Linked DNA regions of Homo sapiens: region 2 is linked to region 1. A link is an interaction called in ENCODE POLR2A ChIA-PET data of the cell type or tissue named here. Cell type or tissue: Caco-2. All regions are shown on one strand. Links, peaks and the distances in the headings refer to the core of each region. The heading gives the core; the rest is flanking DNA.

Region 1 (10,070 bases), core at 818-8,817:
GATCCCAGCTCACTGAAGCCTCGACCTCCAAGGCTCAAGCGATCCTCCTGACTCAGCCTCCAGAGTACCTGGGACTACAGGCACGCACCACCGTTCCTGGCTAATTAAAAAAAAAAATTTTTTTTTAAGGACAGGGTCACTCAACCTCTGTAGGCATCAAATTCCTCATTGGGAAGTTTCCCAATTGGGAACTCAAGGAAGGGTTGGCACAGTGGCTAGACACAGTAGGAACTCCTGGACTCAAGCAATCCTGCTGCCTCAGCCTCCCAAAGTGCTAGGAACAGAAGCGTGAGCCACCTCACCTAGCCTTGGTGTTTTTAATATCAACTTCATTGAGATGTCATTTATACACAGTAAAATTCTTCCTTTTAAAGTGTACAGTTTTGGCTGGGTGGGGTGGCTCACGCCTGTAATCCCAGCACTTTGGAATGCCGAAGCAGGTGGATCACCTGAGGTCAGGAGTTCGAGACCAGCCTGGCCAACATGGTGAAACCCCATCTCTACTAAAAATACAAAAATTAGCTGGGCGTGGTGGCGCATGCCTGTAATCCCAGCTACTATGGGGGCTGAGGCAGGAGGATCGCTTGAACCTGGGAGGCAGAGGTTGCAGCGACCCGAGATGGTGCCACTGCACTCCAGCCTGGGCAACAGAGCAAGACACCATCTCAAAAAAATAAATAAGTAAATAAAAAAAATTTTAAAAAGTGTACATTTCCGTGAATTTAGACAAACACATCCCATTGTGTGGCCACCATGATCAAGGTAGAGTCTACTTATGAGATTTCCATCACCCCTCCCAGCCACACCCCTGGCACCTGGGTGGTGACCACTGATCCACTCTCAAGCTTCTTAAATTAGTTTTTCCTGCTCTAAAACTTGGTGGAGGCTGGGCGCGGTGGCCCTCTCCTATAATTCCAGTACTTTGGGAGGCTGAGGTGGGTGGATCACCTGAGGTCAGGAGTTCAAGACCAGCCTGGCCAACATGGTGAAACCTGTCTCTACTGAAAATAGAAAAATTATTTGGGCATGGTGTCGCATGCCTCTAGTCCCAGCTACTCGGGAGGCTGAGGCAGGAGAATCGCTTGAACCTGGGAGGTGGAGGTTGCAGTGAGTCGAGATCACGTCACTGCACTCCAGCCTGGGGGACAAGAGCGAAACTCCTTCTCTAAATAAATAAATAAATAAATAAATCTGGGTAGAAAAGTATAGTACTCTTTTTGTAAAAGTCTGGCTACTTCTGCTTAGCGCACATAATGTTTAAGTTCATTCGTGTGTTTTCTTCATGCAGTTCATTTCTTTGGGTTGTAATCCATTGTGTGAACCTGAGTTTGCTGATCTGTTCACCTGTTGATGTACACGTGAGTTGTTTCCAGTGTGGATGTTTATGAATAAAGATTGTATGAAAAGTCTTTTTGTGGGCTGATGTTTTGATTTCTTTTGGGTAAATACCCAGGAGTTGAGTTGCTGTGTCATATAAGTGTATGTTTAAGTTTATTTATTTATTATTATTATTATTTGAGCCAGGGTCTCCCTCTGTCACTGAGGCTGGAGTGCAGTGGCACCACCATAGCTCACTGCAGCCTCCACCTTGGCTCAAGCAATCCTCCTGCCTCAGCCTCTAGAGCAGCTGGGACTATGGGTGTATGCCACTATGCATAGATAATTTTTATTTGATTTTATTTATTTATTTATTTATTTATTTATTTATTTATTTATTTTTGAGATGGAGTTCCACTCTGTCACCCAGGCTGGAGTGCAATGACGCGATCTCTGTTCACTGCAACCTCCACTTCCTGAGTTCAAGCGATTCTTGTGCCTCAGCTTCCCGAGTAGCTGGGATTACAGACGTGTGCCACCATGCCCGACTAATTGTTTGTATTTTTAGTAGAGGCAGGGTTTCATCATATTGGCCAGGCTGGTCTTGAATTGCTGACCTCAGGTTATCCACCTGCTTCGGCCTCCCAAAGTGCTGGGATTACAGGCATGAGCCACCACGCCCAGCCTAATTTTTAAATTTTTTTTAGAGGCAAGGTCTCACTGTATTCTCCAGGCTGGTCTCAAACTCCTGGGCTCAAGCAATCCTCCTGCCTCAGCCTCCCAAAATGGTGTGGTTACAGGCATGAGCCCCTGTGCCCTGCCCAATATGCTTACCTTTATAAGAAATTTCAGGTCGGGCGTGGCGGCTCATGCCTGTAATCCCAGCACTTTGGGAGACTGAGGCAGGTGGATAATCTGAGGTCAGGAGTTTGAGACCAGCCTGACTAACATGATGAAACCTCGTCTCTACTAAAAATACAAAAATTAGCCAGGTGTGGTGGCAGGTGCCTGTATTCCCAGCTCCTCGGGAGGCTGAGGCAGGAGAATCGCCTGAACCCGGGAGGCGGAGGTTGCAGTGAACCGAGATCATGCCATTGCACTCCAGCCTGGGCGACAGAGCAAAACTCCGTCTCCAAAACAAAACAAAACAAAAAACAAAATGAACAACAACAAAAAACACTTCAAGTTTGTGATCTGCTCAGGAAAAAAAGAAAGAAATGGCCAAACTATTTTTCAGTATGATTGAACCACTCTATACTCCCAACCTTCAGTATATGAACATTTCAGCTAAGCTTTATCCTTATCAATACTTGGTATTGTCAGGTTTTGGGGTTTTTTTGTTTGTTTTAATTTTATCCATTCTAGTGGATGTTTATTGATATTTCATTGCTGTTTCCATTTGCATTTTCCTTTAATGTTCTTGACCATTATTTGACATGCCTGTGGCCATTCGATATCCTCTCTTGTGAATCGCCTGTTCAAATCTTTTGCTCATTTTCAATTGGATTGTTTATTTTCTTCTTATTGAGTTGCAAGAGCTTTTCATATTTTCTGGATATTTCCTTTGTCAAATATATGTAATATGAATATTTTCTCTCCTTCTGTGGTTAGCCTTTTCATTTTCTTTTCTTTTTTTCTTTTTTTTTTTTTTTTTGAGACGGAGTTTTGCTCTTGTTGCCCACGCTGCAGTACAATGGCAGGATCTCGGCTCACTGCAACCTCCACCTCCCAGGTTCAAGCAATTCTCCTGCCTCAGCCTCCAGAGTAGCTGGGATTACAGGCGCCCGCCACCACGCTAGCCAATTTTTGTATTTTTAGTAGAGACGGGTTGTCACCACATTGGCCAGGCTGATCTCAAACTCCTGACCTCAGGTGATCCACCCACCTTGGCCTCCCAAAGTGCTGGGATTACAGGTGTGAGCCACCGTGCCCGGCTAGCCTTTTCATTTTCTTTATTTTTAGTTTATTTTATTTTTTGAGACAGAGTCTCTGTCGCTCAGGCTGGCGTGCAGTGGCACAATCTCAGTTCACTGCAACCCCCTCCTCCCAGGTTCAAGTGATTCTCCTGCCTCAGCCTCCCAAGTAGCTGGGATTACAGGCACCTGCCACCATGCCTGGCTAATTTTTGTATTTTTAGTAGAGATGGGGTTTCATCATGTTGGCCAGGCTGGTCTGGAACTCCTGACCTCAGGTGATCCACCCGCCTCGGCCTCTCAAACTGCTGGGATTACAGAGGTGAGCCCCCACGCCTGACCGAGCCTTTTTATTTTCTTAAAGATGTCTTCCTCAGAACAAAAGTCTAATCGTGATGGCGTTCATTTTATCAGTTATTTTTTCTGTTATGTAGTGTGCTTTTGTGACCTACTTAAATCTTTGCTTAAGAAATCTTCGTGAGAAACATTTGTCACAAAGATTTCTTTTTACATTTTATTGTAGAAGGTTTATAGTTTTAGCATTTAAGTTTAGTTTTTAAACCTTAGTTAATTTTTTTTTTTTTTGAGATGGAAATTCACTCTTCTCAACCAGGCTGGAGTGCAATGGCGTGATCTCGGCTCACTGCAATCTCCACCTCCCGGGTTCAAGCGATTCTCCTGCCTCAGTCTACTGAGTATCTGGGATTACAGGCACCCGCCACCACGCCCGGCTAATTTTTGTATTTTTAGTAGAGACAGGGTTTCACCATGTTGGCCAGGCTGTTCTTGAATTCCTGACTTCAGGTGATCCACCCGCCTTGGTCTCCCAAAGTGCTGGGATTACAGGCGTGAGTCACAGCACTCGGCCTAACTTTAGTTAATTTTTGTCTCATTAGTTAATATATTATTTCTAGTTAATTTTTAGTTATTTTTAGTTAATTTTTGTGTGTGGTATGAGTTAAGGGTCAAGGTTCTTTTCTCACTCTATAGATGTCCAGTTATTTCAGCACCATTTGTTGAAGTGACTGTTTTTTCTCCTCATTGAATTATATTGGCAATTTTGTTAAAAATTAATTGACCATTTTTGTTGTTTTAAATCTGGACTTAATCATTCTTCTGATTCCTTGATTTATATATCTATCCTTATCATGATAGCATATTCCTGATTACTGTAGCTTTATAGTGAGTCTTTCTCTCTTTTTTTTTTTTTTTTTTTTTGAGACGGAGTCTTACTTTGTCGCCCAGGCTGGAGTGCAGTGGCGTGATCTCTGCTCACTGCAAGCTCCGCCTCCTGGGTTCACGCCATTCTCCTGCCTCAGCCTCCAGAGTAGCTGGGACTACAGGCACCCACCACCACGCCCGGCTAATTTTTTTGTATGTTTAGTAGAGACGGGGTTTCACCGTGTTAGCCAGGCTGGTCTCTTAACTCCTGACCTTGTGATCCACCTGCCTCGGCCTCCCAAAGTGCTGAGATTACAGACGTGAGCCACTGCGCCTGGCCTTTTTTTTTTTTTTCCTTTAAAAAAGACGGAGTCTCTCTCTGTCACCCAGGCTGGAGTGCAATGGCACAATCTCAGCTCACTGCAACCTCTGCCTCCTGAGTTCAAGCAATTCTCCTGCCTCAGCCTCCTGAGTGCTGGGATTACAGGTGCCTGCCACCATGCCCAGCTAATTTTTGTAGTTTTAGTAGAGATGGGATTTCACCATGTTGGTCAGGCTGGTCTCGAACTCCTGACCTCAGGTGATCTGCCCACCTCGGCCTCCCAAAGTGCTGGCATTACAAGCATGAGCCACTGCGCCTGGCTTCTTCTTCTTCTTTTTTTTTTTTTTTGAGACAGATTCTCACTTTGTTTCCCAAGCTGGAGTGCAGTGGTGCGATCACAGTTCACTGTGGTTTCAACCTCCTGGGCTCACCCTCCTAAGTAGCTGGGACTACAGGCACATGCCACCACACCCAGTTAATTTCTGTATTTTTTGGAGAGACATGGTCTCGCCATGTTGCCCAGGCTGGTCTGGAATTCCTGGGCTCAAGCCATCCACCCACCTTGACCTCCCAAAGTGAATAGTGAGTCTTAAAGTCACATTATATGCCTTGCAACTTTGTTCTCCTTTCTCAAAATTGTTTTGTTTATTCTATGTCATTTTCATTTTTCAATACATTTCAATGGATACTTGTACAAAAATTGTATCTGTGTTTCTATTTTGTTCTTGAGTCAGTTTTGGTAATTTGTGTCTCTCTAGGGATTTGTTCATTTCATTTAAATTGCCTAATTAGTTGACCTAAATCTGTTCATAATATTCCCCTGTGATTTTTTAAAATTTGTGTACCATGTTAGTGTTTTTCCCTCCTTCATTCTTGCTTTTGGTAATTGAGGGCTTCTGTCTTTTTTATTTTTCTTACTCTTTTGTTGAACTTTTTAATGAGCTAACTGATTTCATTGAAAACCAGTATACTAGTTTGTTTGTTTGTTTGTTTGTTTTTGAGACAGAGTTTCACTCTGTCGCCAAAGGCTGGAGTGCAGTGGTGTGATCTCGGCTCACATCAACCTCCACCTCCGGATTCAAGCGATTCTCCTGCCTCAGCCTCCTGAGTAGCTGGGATTACAGGTGCCCACCACCATGCCCCACCAATTTTTGTATTTTTAGTAGGGACGGGGTTTCACCATGTTGGCCAGGCTGGTCTTGAATTCTTGATCTCAGGTGATCCACCTGCCTCGGCCTTCCAAAGTGCTGGGATTACAGGTGGGAACCACTGCACCCGGCCCAGTTTTGCTGATCTTTTCTTTTTTTGAGACAAGAGTCTCACTCTGTCACCCAGGCTGGAGTACAGTGGCATGATCTCGACTCACTGCAACCTCGGCCTCTTGGGTTCAAGTGATTCTCCTGTCTCAGCCTCCAGCTGGGATTACAGGTGTGTGCCACCATGCCCAGTTAATTTTTGTATTGTTAGTAGAGACAGGGTTTCTCCATGTCGACCGGGCTGGTCTCGAACGCCTGACCTCAAGTGATCTACCCACCTTGGCCTCTCAAACTGCTGGGATTACAGGTGTGAGCCACCACACCTGGCCTGTTAATCTTTTCAATACCGGTTTTGTTGATGTTTTCAATGAGCCAATTTCAGTTTCATTGCTTTTTCTCTATTGTTTTTATATTTCTGTTTCATTGCTGTCCATTTAGATCTTTATTACTTCCTTCTTACTATTTTCTTTGAGTTTGATTTACTCTTCTTTTTCTAGCTTTGGAGGTGGAAGCCTAAATTATTGATTTTAGGCCTTCTTTCCATTCTAATGTGTTGGGGTTTTTAAAATTTTCACCAGGCTGACTCAACACTAATATGTTTTTTAAGCTATAAGTTTCCCGCTAATTACTACATTGCCAGCATCCTGTACATTTTTATTTCCTGTGTTTTTGTTTTTATTCAGCTCAAGGTATTTTCTAAATTCATTTTTGATTTTTTTTTTTTTTTTTTTTAGATGGAGTCTCACTCTGTCACCCAGGCTGGAGTACAGTGGCGTGATCTCAGCTCACCACAACCTCCACCTCCCAGGTTCAAGCAATCCTCCTGCCTCAGCCTATCAAGTAGCTGGGACTACAGGCATGAGCCACCACGCCCAGCTAATGTTTGTATTTTTTAGTAGAGACACGGTTTCACCGTGTTGGCCAGGCTGGTCTCGAACTCCTGATCTAAGGTGATCCACTGGCCTTGGCCTCCCTTGGCTGGGATTATAGGCATGAGCCACCACACCTAGCCAGATTCCTTCTTTGACACATAGGTCATCTACAAGTATGTTGTTTAGTTTTCTTATATTTAGAGATTTTCTAAATTTCATTTTATTGTTGGCTTTTAGCTTAGTTCCATTATAGTTAGAAGTAATACTTTTTAAATTATTTTTTATTTTTACTATTATTATTTTCTAATAGAGATGGGGGTCTCATTATGTTGCCCAGGATGGCCTCAAACTCCTGGGCTCACGAGATCCACCTGTCTTATCTCACATAATAATTTCTTTCCCTCCCACCCTCCCTCCCTCCCTCCCTCCCTCCCTCCCTTCCTTCCTTCTTTCTTTCTTTCTTCTTCTTCTTTTTTTTTTGAGATGGAGTCTCTCTCATCCAGGCTGGAGTGCACTGATGCAATCAGCTCACTGCAACCTCTGCCTCCTGGGTTCAAGTGATTCTCCTGCCTCAGCCTCCAAGTAGTTGGGACTAAAGGCAGGTGCCACCACACCTGGCTAATTTTTGTATTTTCAGTAGAGATGGGGTTTTGCCATGTTAACTGGGCTGGTCTGAAACTCCAGACCTCAGGTGGTCCACCTGCCTAAGCCTCCTAACATGCTAGGATTACAGGCGTGAGCCACTGTGCCCGGCCCAATCCTATGTCTCTCTCTTTTTTTGTGTGTGTTTTTTTTTTTAGATGGAGTCTCTCTCTATTGCCCAGGCTGGTGTGCAGTGGTGTGATCTCAGCTCACTGCAACCTGGTTCAAGTGATTCTCCTGCCTCAGCCTCCCGAGTAGCTGGGACTACAGGTGCCTGCCACCACACCCAGCTAATTTGTATTTTTAGTAGAGTTGGGGATTCACCATATTGGCCAGGCTGGTCTCAAACTCCTGATCTTGTGATCTGCCCGTCTTGGCCTCCCAAAGTATTGGGATTACAGGTGTGAGCCACTGCATAGCTGGCCTCTCCTTATCTTAAAAAAAAAAAAAAAAAGAGGAGATTGAGGCAAGGCGAAGTTTTAAATTTTTAAATAATAATAACAATAATAATTATTATTATTATTATTTTGAGACAAGATCTCGATCTGTTGCCCAGGTTGGAGAACAGTGGTGCAATCTCGGCTCACTGCAACCCCCGCTTCCCGTCCTCAAGCCATCCTCCCACCTCAGCCTCCTGAGTAGCTGGGAATACAGTCGCACACCACCATGCCCAGCTAATTTTTGTATCTTTTCTAGAGACAGAGTTTCACCATATTGCCCAGGCCGATCTCAAACTCCTGGACTCTAGGGGTCTGCCTGGGTCAGCCTCCCAAAGTGCTTGGATTACAGGTGTGAGCCACCATGCCCAGCCAAGGGGAAGTTTTCAAAGGCAAAATGAGGAGGATTACATAAAGTGTTTTGAATCAATTATCCTTGGCTACGAGACTTGAAACAAGGGTGGCATCAGTCCAAGGTTGGACAGGCAGTTACTGGACAAAAGTACTTTCTGTGTAACGTTGCAGTGGACTTTGTGCGAGGTTGTGGTTTTTGGAGAGTCTTCCGCAATCGTTCCTATCAGGCATTTGTGCATGAGCACGCTCCTTTCATGACCTTCCCGGTTCCTTTTTTTTTTTTTTTTTGAGACGGAGTTTCACTCTTGTGGTCCAGGCGCTGGAGTGCAATGGTGCGATCTTTGCCTCTTGGATTCAAGTGATTCTCCTGCCTCAGCCTCCTGAGTATCTGGGATTATAGGTGCCCACCACCAGTCCCGGCTAATTTTTTGCATTTTTAATAGAGACAGGGTTTCACCATGTTGGCCAGGCTGGTCTCCAACTCCAGACCTCAGGTGATCCACCCACCTCGGCCTCCCAAAGTGCTGGGATTACAGGTGTGAGCCACCACACCTGGCCCAGTCTCTGGTTTTCTATATGGTCATCTATACGGTCTTAAGTTCTAAGAAATGCATGGTTAGGCAATTTCGTCAGGGTGTGAACATCATAGAGTGACTTATGCAAACGTAGATGGTACAGCCTACCCCACACCTAGGCTATATAAAGTAACCTACAGCTCATAGGCTACAAGCATGCACAGCATTTAACTGTACTGAACACAGTGGGCAATTGTAACACAATGGTAAGTATTTGTGTATATAAACATATCTGAACATAAAAAAGGTACAGTAAAACTATGGTATAAAAGATGGAAAATGGGCCAGGAGCAGTAGTTCATGCCTGTAATCCTAGCACTTTGGGAAGCTGAGGTGGGCAGATCACTTGAGGTCAGGAGTTCGAAACCAGCCTGGCCAACATGGTGAAACCTCGTCTCTGCTAAAAATACAAAGAAGTTTAGGCCAGGCACGGTGGCTCACGCATGTAATCCCAGCACTTTGGGAGCTGAGGTGGGCGGATCACGAGGTCAGGAGTTTGAGACCAGCAGGACCAGCATGGTGAAACCCCATCTCTACTAAAAACACAAAAATTAGCCAGGCATGGTGGCACGTGCCTGTAATCCCAGCTGCTTGGGAGGCTGAGGCAGGAGAATCGCTTGAACCCGGGAGGCGGGGGTTGCAGTGAGCCAAGATCATGCCACTGCACTCCAACCTGGACAACAGATAGAGACTCTGGCTGAAAAAAAAAAAAAATACAAAGAAGTTAGCCAGGTGTGGTGGTGCACGCCTGTAATCCCAGCTATTTGGGAGGTTGAGGCAGGAGGATCACTTGAACCTGGGAGATGGAGGTTGCAGTGAGCGGAGATCATGCCACTGCACTCCAGCCTGGGTGAGAGAGTGAGACTCCATCTCAGAAAAATAAATAAAAGATGACAAATGGTACGCCTGTATGGGACACTTACCAGGAATGGAGCTTGCAGGACCGGAAGTTGCTCCAGGTGTGAGTGAGTGAGTGGTGAGTGAATGTGAAGGCTAGGACAGCACTGTACACTCCTGTAGACTTTATAAGCACTGTACTCTTAGGCTACCCTAAATTTAAAAAAATAAAGTAATTGTGCTACAGCATTGTGATGGCTGCAGCATCACTAGGTGATAGGAGTCCGGCTTCGTTGTAATTTTATGGGACATTGTCGCATGTGCAGTCCATCACTGACTGAAACGTGGTGATGCAGCACCCGACTGTGTATGTCACCTAGTCAG
Region 2 (10,070 bases), core at 1,321-9,320, 350 kb after region 1:
GATTCTGTCTCGAAAAACAACAACAACAAAAAAGTAAAATAAATAAATAAAAGGCTTATTGCAGCGACTGGCACTTAGTAAGTGCTCAAAATATTTTATCATTTATTCAACAAGCATTTAAATTCATGGTGCCTCAGTTTCCTCATCTGTAAAAAGGGGATATGCACAGTTCCTGCCTTGCAGGAACAGTGCCTGGTCCAGGGTAAATGCTATCTGCTTGAACCATTTGAAATTGTCATATATTACCTACCCAAGGATCAGTTTCATGTGCTTCAACATATATATGCATTAGCTTTTGCCATCTGGACATCATCATTTCAAGGGAAGGTGGGGATCTGTTTCCTTCATGTGAAACTGTCCCGATTGTATGTGTGTGTTGTGTGTGTGAGTGTGTATGCAAATATACTCAGTGTAGTGGATGTGGGTATGAAATGAACACTCCTTGGGCAGAACAGATAGAGGTTGATTTCAATTCATCTTCCCCAGCCTTCCCTTTGCTTACTGTATACCAGTCAGGTGTACAGTTAAGAGCATATAGACGCCCACCCTGACTCACACCTGTGTGACCCTGGGCAAATTACCTATCCTCTATGTGCCTCAACTGTCTCACCTCTAAAATGGAATGATACTCACCTCATAGAGTTATGAGGATTAAATTATTTAATATGATTACTTGTCAAATATAGTGCCTGGCTATATTGAAACATGCCTCCTCAGATGGGAGAGGAGCATGGTGACGTTAAGGACATGTAGCAGCCTGAGGGTTGGGGGACAGATGACAAAGGTCACTCCGGCTAGACCAGGCTAGGACATCAGAGATCGTGACTGCTAGTTGGATGCCATGGAAGGGCAGGGCCTGAGCGCCACGGCCCACCTTGACACCCACCTCGCTCCCAGCCCCAGGACCTGCGGAGCTACGTTTTGCAGGGCTCAGTACGAGGCTGCCCGGCCCTGGAGGGCTCCGTAGGTCTCAGCAACAGCGTGTCCCGCTGGGTGCAGGTGATGGTGCTGAGCCGTCCCGGGCCCCTACAGCGTGCACAGGTGCTGGACAAGTTCATTCACGTGGCACAGGTGAGGCCCGCCCCTTGGGGCTGCGAACTCCACTGCACGCAGCCACCTGGTCCTTCCCCTTCCAGACCCTCGACCCCACAGGGTCATCCCGGCGGTGACGTCACGCATCTCCCGGCCCCGCCCCCGAGGCCACAGCCTGGGCATTCCAACCAAGGACCGTAACTTCTTCTTTGGCCTTGATGTCACCGCGTCGCACCCACCGTGGCCCCACCCCTTGGCCCTAGACGTGACAGGCTCCCAAGCCCTATGCCCGAATATTCTATCCCCAGGTCAATGAGAGTGTCTCTTCCATGCCCCCACCTTTGTGGGGCATGGAAGCCCGAGGCTTCAATCCCCAGTCCCCAGGCCCCAGCGGTCGCTTCGGGATTGTGCATCGCTCCCCATTGCGTCCGGGCTCTCCCCGCCCCGCCCCATTGTGTTACGCCCTTCTCTTCCCCTCCCTTCCCCCTCCTTTCCGGACACCTTCTCGCCCTTCTGGGGAAAAGGGAAGCCCTACGGCCCCGCTGTGGCCGCGCCCCCTTGCGTATTTCCACGCAGACCACGCCCTTCCTCTGGTGTCTTCCCTGGCTTGCTTACTCCTGCAGGGCCCCTGAGACCTGGGGGTCTCGACGTCCGCCTGGGGTGTCCTTAGTCTGAGCATTTTCCATTCCTCCCTGGCCCCACTCTCTCCACAGCAACCTCTGCCGAAATTTGTCAAAAGGAGGGCAAGGGAATTCCCCAGCTGCCCTGGTGGCCCCACACCTGTCTAGCATCTGTCTGACTCCTCCATATCTCTCTGGCCCTATTCACCTCTGCCTGGCTCCCAGCTCCTGCCCAGAGCCTGCACCTTCTTGCCTCCCCGCACCTGTGTGACTCTCAGAGCAGTCAGACCCCCAGATGGCTGACACCCTGACATGTCTGAAGCCTCCTCCACCTGACACACACCTGTCTATTCCCCAAATCCGCCCAACTTCTCGTACTTCCTGTCTCCCCAGATTTTCTAACCTCGTATCAGTCAATCACTTGCTTGACCCTCCCGGCTCAGATAGCCATCTGACACCCCTGTGAGGCCCACACATGGCATGTCCCACTCTTGCCGCACACACCCGCCTTCTCTCACCTGTCTGATCCCCACATTGGTCCACACATGCCTGGGACCCCACCTCAACTGGGATGCTGTCATCTGAACTCCTGACTTGCCCTCCCTCCCGTGACGGCCCTGTGTGCATGCTTCTCTTCCTAGAGGCTCCACCAGCTGCAGAATTTCAACACGCTGATGGCAGTCACAGGGGGCCTGTGTCACAGTGCCATCTCCAGACTCAAGGACTCCCATGCCCACCTGAGCCCTGACAGCACCAAGGTGAATCCCACTACCCTCCCCAAAGCTCCAAGTGGTCAGCTGTCTTGAGCCCCCACACCTAATTCCCCAAGCCCTGTCCATTCCTGCCCAGGGGTCCTGGTACCACATGAAGTCCTTGCTCCTCCAAATCCCAGACCCCCAGGCTCTGCCAGCATTCCTCCTCCCTGTCATCCATCCACTCATGGTGCTGATCCCTCTCTGCTTTCAGTGTGTCTGGTCCGGAGCTGGACTGTGAGGGAGACAGATGGGAGACAGGCTAGCAGAGAACTTTGCAGTCCCCATGGGGAGGACTGGCTGAGGTCAGAAAGTGGCAGGAAATTAAGCCGAAGATGCCCTGGGAAGATCCTATAGCGCCTTGTAAGATGGGCTAAGCTAGGGAAGTTTTGAGAGTGATGACACACCCTTGATAAAATCTGGGTTTTTAAGAAATAATTATAGGCTGGGTACAGTGTGGCTCACACTTGTAATCCCAGCGTTTTGGGAGGCCAAGATTGGAGGATCACTTTAGCCCAGGTGTTTCAGACCAGCCTGGGCAACATAGCGAGACCCCATCTCCAGAAATTTTTTTTTTTTTTTTTTTTTTTTTTTGAGACAGAGTCTCGCTCTTGTCGCCCAGGCTGGAGTGCAGTGGTGCAATCTCGGCTCACTGCAACCTCTGCCTCCCGGATTCAGGTAATTCTCCTGCCCCAGCCTCCCGAATAGCTGGGATTACAGGGGTGCACCACCATGCCCTGCTAATTTTGTATTTTTAGTAGAGACAGGGTTTTACCATGTTGGCCAGGCTGGTCTCAAACTCCTGACCTAAGGCGATCCACCCACCTTGGCCTCCAAAAGTGCTGGGATTACAGGTGTGAGCCTCCGCGCCTGGCTGAAAAAAAATTTAAAAATAAATTAGCCAGGGATGGTGGCCCATGCCTGTAGTCCCAGCTACTTGGGAGGCTGAGGGGGAGGACTGCTGGAGCCTCCCCCTCAGCCTTTTCATTGTTGTTTTTTGAGACAGAGTCTCACTCTATCTCCCAGGCTGGAGTACAGTGTCGAAATCTTGGCTCACTGAAGCCTCCACCTCCCAGGTTCAAGCGATTCGCCTGCCTCAGACTCCCGAGTAGCTGGGATTACAGGCCTGCACCACCAGACCCAGTTAATTTTTGTATTTTTAGTAGAGACAGGTTTTTACCATGTTGCCCAGGCTGTTCTCGAACTCCTGACCTCAGATGATCCGCCTGCCTCGGCCTCTCAAAATGCTGGGATTACAGGTGTGAGCCACCGTGCCCAGCCATCAAGCTCAGGAGTTTAAGGCTGCAATGAGCTGTGATCATGACACTGTACTCCAGCCTGGGTGACAGAGTGAGACCCTAGCCTAAAAAATAAATAAATAAAAAGGCCGGTCTTGATGGCTAACGCCTGTAATCCCAACACTTTGGGAGGCCGAGGCAGGCAGATCACCTGAGGTGAGGAGTTTGAGACCAGCCTGGCCAACATGGTAAAACCCTGTCTCTACTAAAAATACAAAATTAGCCTGGCGTGGTGGCTCAATGCCTGTAATCCCAGCTTCTTGGGAGGCTGAGGCAGGAGAATCGCTTGAACCCAGGAGGTGGAGGTGGCAGTAAGCCGAGATCACGCCACTGCACTCTAGCCTGGGCAAGACAGCAAAACTCCATCTCAAAAAAAAAAAAAAAAAAATCAAAAAGAAAGAAAGATAAAAGAAATCATTTTAGCCAAAGAATGGGGGATTGTGGAACTTCTCTGAGATGGGGACCCAAGAGGAAGAGCAGTTTGGGGGAGATGCTGAGACCGGCATGGGATATGGAAGGGCTCCAGAGGTTTCCACAATGCCACTGGGTCCCTGAAGGCCTAGAGCCCACACAGGAGGCTGCTCAGGGGATGGGACTGTCCTGATAACGCCCCAATCCCATGTCCCTCCTCCCCAGGCCCTCCTGGAGCTCACTGAGCTCCTTGCCTCCCACAACAACTACGCCCGCTACCGCCGCACCTGGGCTGGCTGCGCGGGTTTCCGGCTGCCTGTACTGGGCGTGCACCTCAAGGACCTGGTGTCCCTGCATGAGGCACAGCCCGACAGGTTGCCTGACGGCCGCCTGCACCTACCCAAGCTGAACAACCTCTACCTGCGGCTGCAGGAGCTGGTGGCCCTCCAAGGGCAGCATCCACCCTGCAGCGCCAATGAGGATCTGCTGCACCTGCTCACGGTGAGCCCCCCTGGCCCCGCCCAGGCTGGGCTTCCAAGGGTACTGAGATATAGGGTCCTGGGTGTGTGAGTGTCTCCAGGACCAGGATAGAAAAGTGCTGGAGTGCATGGGTTTTGAAGCCAGAACTTCTAGGTTTTTTTCTAGCTGCGTGATCTTGGGCAAGTCACTGAACCCTTAAGCCTCAGTTTCCTTATCCACAAAATGGGAATAATAAAAGGACCCAGCCGGGCGCAGTGGCTCACGCCTGTGATCCCAACACTTTGGGACGCTGAGGTGGGCAGATCACCTGAGGTCAGGAGTTCGAGACCAGCCTGACCAACATGGAGAAACCCCGTCTCTACTAAAAATACAAAATTAGCCAGGAGTGGTGGTGCGTGCCTGTAATCCCAGCTACTTGGGAGGCTGAGGCAGGAGAATTGCTTGAACCCGGGAGGTGGAGGTTGCAGTGAGCTGAGATTGCGCCATTGCGCCATTGCACCCCAGCCTGGGCAAGAAGAGCGAAACTCCTTCTCAAAATAAATAAATAAATAAAAATAAAATAAAATAAAAGGACCCACTTCAGAGGGTGGTTGAGGAGAGACAGCCAATGACATCGTTCAAAGAATGTCTTTAAGACAGTGTCTAGCCGGGCGCAGTGGCTCATGCCTCTAATCCTAGCACTTTGGGAGGCTGAGGTAGGCGGATTGCCTGAGGAGTTTGAGACCAGCCTAGGCAACATGGTGAAACCCCATCTCTACTAAAAATACAAAAAATTAGCCTGGCATAGTGGCACACGCCTGTAATCCCAGCTACTTGGGAGGCTGAGGCATGAGAATCGCTTGAACCTGGGAGGCGGAGGTTGCAGTGAGCCAAGATCGTACCACTACACTCCAGCCTGGGTGACAGAGCAAGACTCTGTCTCAAAAAACGACAGTATATGGAGCAGAGTGAGCTCTGTATTCTATTTAAGTAACATGTTTTTTCCCCACTTCCTCCAATGACTCAAGTATCCATTGATCTGAGCTCTGGAATTGCTTTGGGGTTCACATTCTTAAACTCCAAGGTTCTGAGCTTCTCATGCTGATAGCCCAAAATCTCAAGCTTTGACATATCCAAGAATCTAAGCAAAAGGCTACTAACAGTTATTGATCATTGACTGTGTGCCAGGTACCTCATTCCACCTTACAACCCTATGAGGTCGGGACCCTTACTGTGCCCATTCTGTAGATTGGGAAACTGAGGCCCAGAGAGGTGAGGTCCCTTGCCCACTGTCCCACAGCAGTAATGCCAGGATTTGAACCCAGGAGGGGCTTTGGGAAGAGCCTGCGAGTGGGTGTGGGGGTCTGGGGCAGGGCTATAGATGGGAGGATCCGTAACACCCCTGTCTGCTCCAGCTCTCCCTGGACCTCTTCTACACGGAAGACGAGATCTATGAGCTTTCTTATGCCCGGGAGCCGCGTTGTCCCAAGAGCCTGGTGAGACCCAACCCCTGGCCTCGGACTCCCCCAATTACCTCGAACCCCCCCTAAGCCTATGCAGTGACTAACTGTGCTCCTCTGTCCCCGCCCCAGCCACCCTCCCCCTTCAATGCACCTCTGGTGGTGGAGTGGGCCCCTGGTGTGACACCCAAGCCGGACAGGGTCACACTGGGTCGGCATGTGGAGCAGCTGGTGGAGGTAAGGAGGGGAGGGTGGCCCGGCCGCCAGCAGCCAGGAGGGAAGACATCTGTAGAACCCTGAGCCTGGAGGTGGGGACTTATGGCCATGGGGATCATATTTCGACAACTGGGCCTTATCTGCTTCCCCACACTCCTCTGAAGTCTGTGTTCAAGAATTATGACCCTGAAGGCCGAGGAACAATCTCTCAGGAGGACTTTGAGCGACTCTCGGGCAATTTTCCCTTCGCCTGCCATGGGCTTCACCCACCCCCACGCCAGGGGTAAGTGGTTGTGACTCCTGGATCCTCCGAAGATGAGGACACTGGGGTTGCCTGGACTCCTGGGTCTGGAGGACGTTGGGGCAGGTCATGCTGAGGCTCAGTTTCTGCCCCCAGGAGAGGATCCTTCAGCAGAGAGGAGCTGACAGGGTACCTGCTCCGGGCCAGCGCCATCTGCTCCAAGTTGGGCCTGGCCTTCCTGCACACCTTCCATGAGGTCACCTTCCGAAAGCCTACCTTCTGCGACAGCTGCAGTGGCTTCGTGAGCACCCCACCCCATCACCACCCTTAGGTTCCATCTGTCCTGAAGCCGGCAGTCCGCAAACCCCAGATAACCCCCAAATTCCAGAAATCCTCCAGCTTCAAATCATCCTGTTTCATATAAACCCTAAACACCAGACATTCCCTATATCCTGGATAATCTCCAAATGCCAGATAATCCCAAAATCCCAGATAATGTCCACCCCAGACAATTGCTGAACCATGGATAATACCTAAAACTCTAGATAGGAGGCCAGGAGTGGTGGCTCACGCCTGTAATCCCAGCACTTGGGGAGGCTGAGGTGGGCGGATTGCTTGAGCTCAAGAGTTCAAGACCAGCCTAGGGAACATAGCAAGAGAGACCCCGTCTCTACTAAAAATACAAAAATTAGCTGCATGTGGTGGTGCATACCTGTGATCCCAGCTACTCAGGAGGCTGAGGCACGAGAATTGCTTGAACCCAGGAGGTGGAGGTTGCATGAGCCAAGATCGCAGCACTGCACTCCAGCTTGGGTGACAGAGCGAGATTCTGTCTCAAAAACAACAACAACAACAACAACAACAACAACAACAACAACAACAACAACAAACCTGGATAATCTCCAAACCGGGTAGATTATGTTCAAACAGAATCATCCTCCAAATCTCTAGACTCCAGATCATTCAAACTCTGAATAACTTCCAAATTCAAGAGATCCTCAAACTCTGGCTAGTGGATCAATCTCTCAACCTATAACCCGAGACTAATTCACAAACCTTGGATTACTTCCCACATTCATTTATTCATTCATGAAATATTTACTGAGCACCTCCTGTGTGCCAGGTAATCCTAGGCCCTGGGGTTACAGCAGGAATACAGCAGACAACTCTTGCCCATAGAATTTGCATTTTAGTAACTCTAAATTTTACCTAAATCTAATATCTGAGGTGATTATCTAAACTTGAGATAATCTCCAAGTTTCCTTTATTTATTTTGTTAAGAGATGGGTCTTGCTCTATTACCCAGGCTGGAGTGCCGTGGTACGATCATGGTTCATTGCAGCCTCCAATCCTGAGCTCAAGCGATCCTCCCACCTTGGCCTCCCAACCTCCCACCTTGGCGTCTCAAAGTGCTGGGATTACTGGCATGAGCCACTGTACCCCACCCACATTCCTTTAATTCCAGTTAAATCTCTAGCCTTGAGAATTTCAAAACCTGGGTAGCTTCCACACTTCCACTCCCCAGCTGCCCTGCCAATCCACAGCCCTCCCTCTCCTAGGATGGGTAACCTTTTCTCCTTTCTCTTCCCAGCTCTGGGGTGTCACCAAGCAAGGCTACCGCTGTCGGGGTGAGTGGGGTGTCAGTGAGTGGGAGGGAAGCCTTGGCCCGCAGGCTGGAAGAATGGATGACACAGATCGGACCCCTGCCGCTGCCTTCCCCCAGAGTGCGGGCTGTGTTGCCACAAACACTGCAGAGACCAGGTGAAGGTAGAATGTAAGAAGAGGCCAGGGGCCAAGGGCGATGCAGGACCCCCCGGAGCTCCTGTCCCATCCACACCAGCTCCCCATGCCAGCTGTGGTAAGACCTAGAGCACACCGGTGCTGGGAAGGGGCCTGGGGGAAAGGGGTTGAGTCCAAGGTCAAGAAGAGGTCCTTCCCATCAGACCCACATCCCTTCCATCCACCCACAAACAGGCTCCGAGGAAAATCACTCCTACACGCTATCCCTGGAGCCTGAGACTGGGTGCCAGCTTCGCCATGCCTGGACCCAGACTGAATCCCCACACCCTTCCTGGGAAACAGATACGGTGAGGAGAAACCGCCCCTACCCCCAAGTGGATACAGGGGACACAGGCCATTGGCGTGGGGAAGACTGGACAGATTTGGAGACCCATAGAAAGTACAAATATGCAGAAGTCCTTGACTGCTGGGGTAGGAGGGTATGGATACTGGTTACTTTTTAATATTGATAGAAAAATAGGCTGGGTGTGGTGGCTCATGCTTGTAATCCCAGGACTTCGGGGAGGCTGAGGTGGGAGGATCACTTGAGGTCAGAAGTTCGAGATCAGCCTGGCCAACGTGATAAAACCCTATCTCTACTAAAAATACAAAAATTAGCCAAGTGTGATGGCGGGTGCCTGTAGTCCCAGCTACACGGGAGGCTGAGGCAGGAGAATCACTTGAGCCCGGGAGGCAGAGGCTGTAGTGAGCTGAGATTGTGCCACTGCACACCAGCCTAGGTGACAGAGCAAGACCCTGTCTCAAAAAAAAAAAAAAAAGAAAAATAGAAGTTTCAACATGTTGGGGGTAGGGTGGGGACAATAACCACTAGGAGAACAGAAAAAAGGATTCTAGCCAATAAGATAGCAAGAATAAGGCCAAATATATCAGGAGCTACTGTACGGGTTAATGGAGTAAACGCCACTATTTGAGGGCAGAGACTCTCAGATTGGGTTACAAAAAGGATTCCACAGGGGACGTTCATTCATCCACTTACCAGTCTGGGCAGGGAAGTGTTCCTGGCAGTGAAGCGTCTCCTAGACATCATATGCTCCCCACATCATCTGTCATCTTTCTTCCTCCCTTCCTCCTTCCAGGTCCCCTGCCCGGTGATGGACCCACCATCAACTGCATCCTCCAAGCTGGATTCCTAGACATCTCTTGGTCTCCTCTCTTCCTCACTCCCTTCCCCCAGTCAGTCCTGAGTCCTGCCGTCAGACTCTGGCAGGGCTCCCAGAGGTAGGCCTCCAGAGGCATCCGCCTTCCCATCCACACTGCCTTTAGTGGTACGTCCGTCATCTTTTTCCCTGGAAGTGACTTTCCTCTTTTGCATCCTGGTGGATGCTAATCCTGCTCCCTTTCCCTGCACTTAGTATCTGTGCGGCTGTGTGTTGGATACATTTAGACTCAGGCCTCATTCTACCAACTCCCTACATCTCCATTTCTTTTTTTTTTTGAGACAGAGTCTTGCTCTGTCACCCAGGCTGGAGTGCAATGATGCAATCTCAGCTCACTGCAACTTCCGCCTCCTGGGTTCAAGTGATTCTTCTGCCTCAGCCTCCCAAGTAGCTGGGATTACAGGCACGCGCCACCATGCCCGGCTAATTTTTGTATTTTTAGTAGAGACGGGGTTTCCCCATGTTGGCCAAGATGGTCTCAAACTCCTGACCTCATGATCCACCAGCCTCAGCCTCCCAAAGTGCTGGGAATACAGGCGTGAGCCACCACGCCCAGCTCCTGTTTTTCTGCATAGAATGTGCTCCCTCTGACAGCCTATACTTTTTCCCTCTTTATCTCGTTGA

What was found. ChIA-PET counts read pairs that join two places held together with the same protein. Peaks named below come from ENCODE experiments on the same cell type or tissue, not always from the same donor. Only the 100,000 strongest peaks of a DNase experiment are listed, where the experiment ranks them.
Region 2: POLR2A ChIA-PET joins it to region 1 with 6 read pairs; 4 of 35 experiments call an interaction of 5 or more read pairs at or near these places.

Annotation. Positions count from the first base shown.
Region 1 is chr19:38,758,117-38,768,186 of GRCh38, reverse strand. No RefSeq gene overlaps it. Among named protein-coding and RNA genes, the nearest start is that of LGALS7, 10 kb to the left of the region's middle. In Caco-2, for the core only: no CTCF peak of the experiment used is centred there; DNase peaks (open chromatin) are centred at 4,056 and 4,576.
Region 2 is chr19:38,409,392-38,419,461 of GRCh38, reverse strand. RASGRP4 (RAS guanyl releasing protein 4) reads left to right here. Exons shown (of 17, transcript NM_170604.3): 7 at 898-1,071; 8 at 2,294-2,410; 9 at 4,339-4,614; 10 at 5,988-6,068; 11 at 6,165-6,269; 12 at 6,413-6,531; 13 at 6,646-6,790; 14 at 8,081-8,117; 15 at 8,213-8,347; 16 at 8,464-8,576; 17 at 9,366-10,070. The coding sequence ends at 9,422. Among named protein-coding and RNA genes, the nearest start is that of FAM98C, 11 kb to the right of the region's middle. In Caco-2, for the core only: no CTCF peak of the experiment used is centred there; a DNase peak (open chromatin) is centred at 1,521; H3K4me3 peaks cover 680 bases.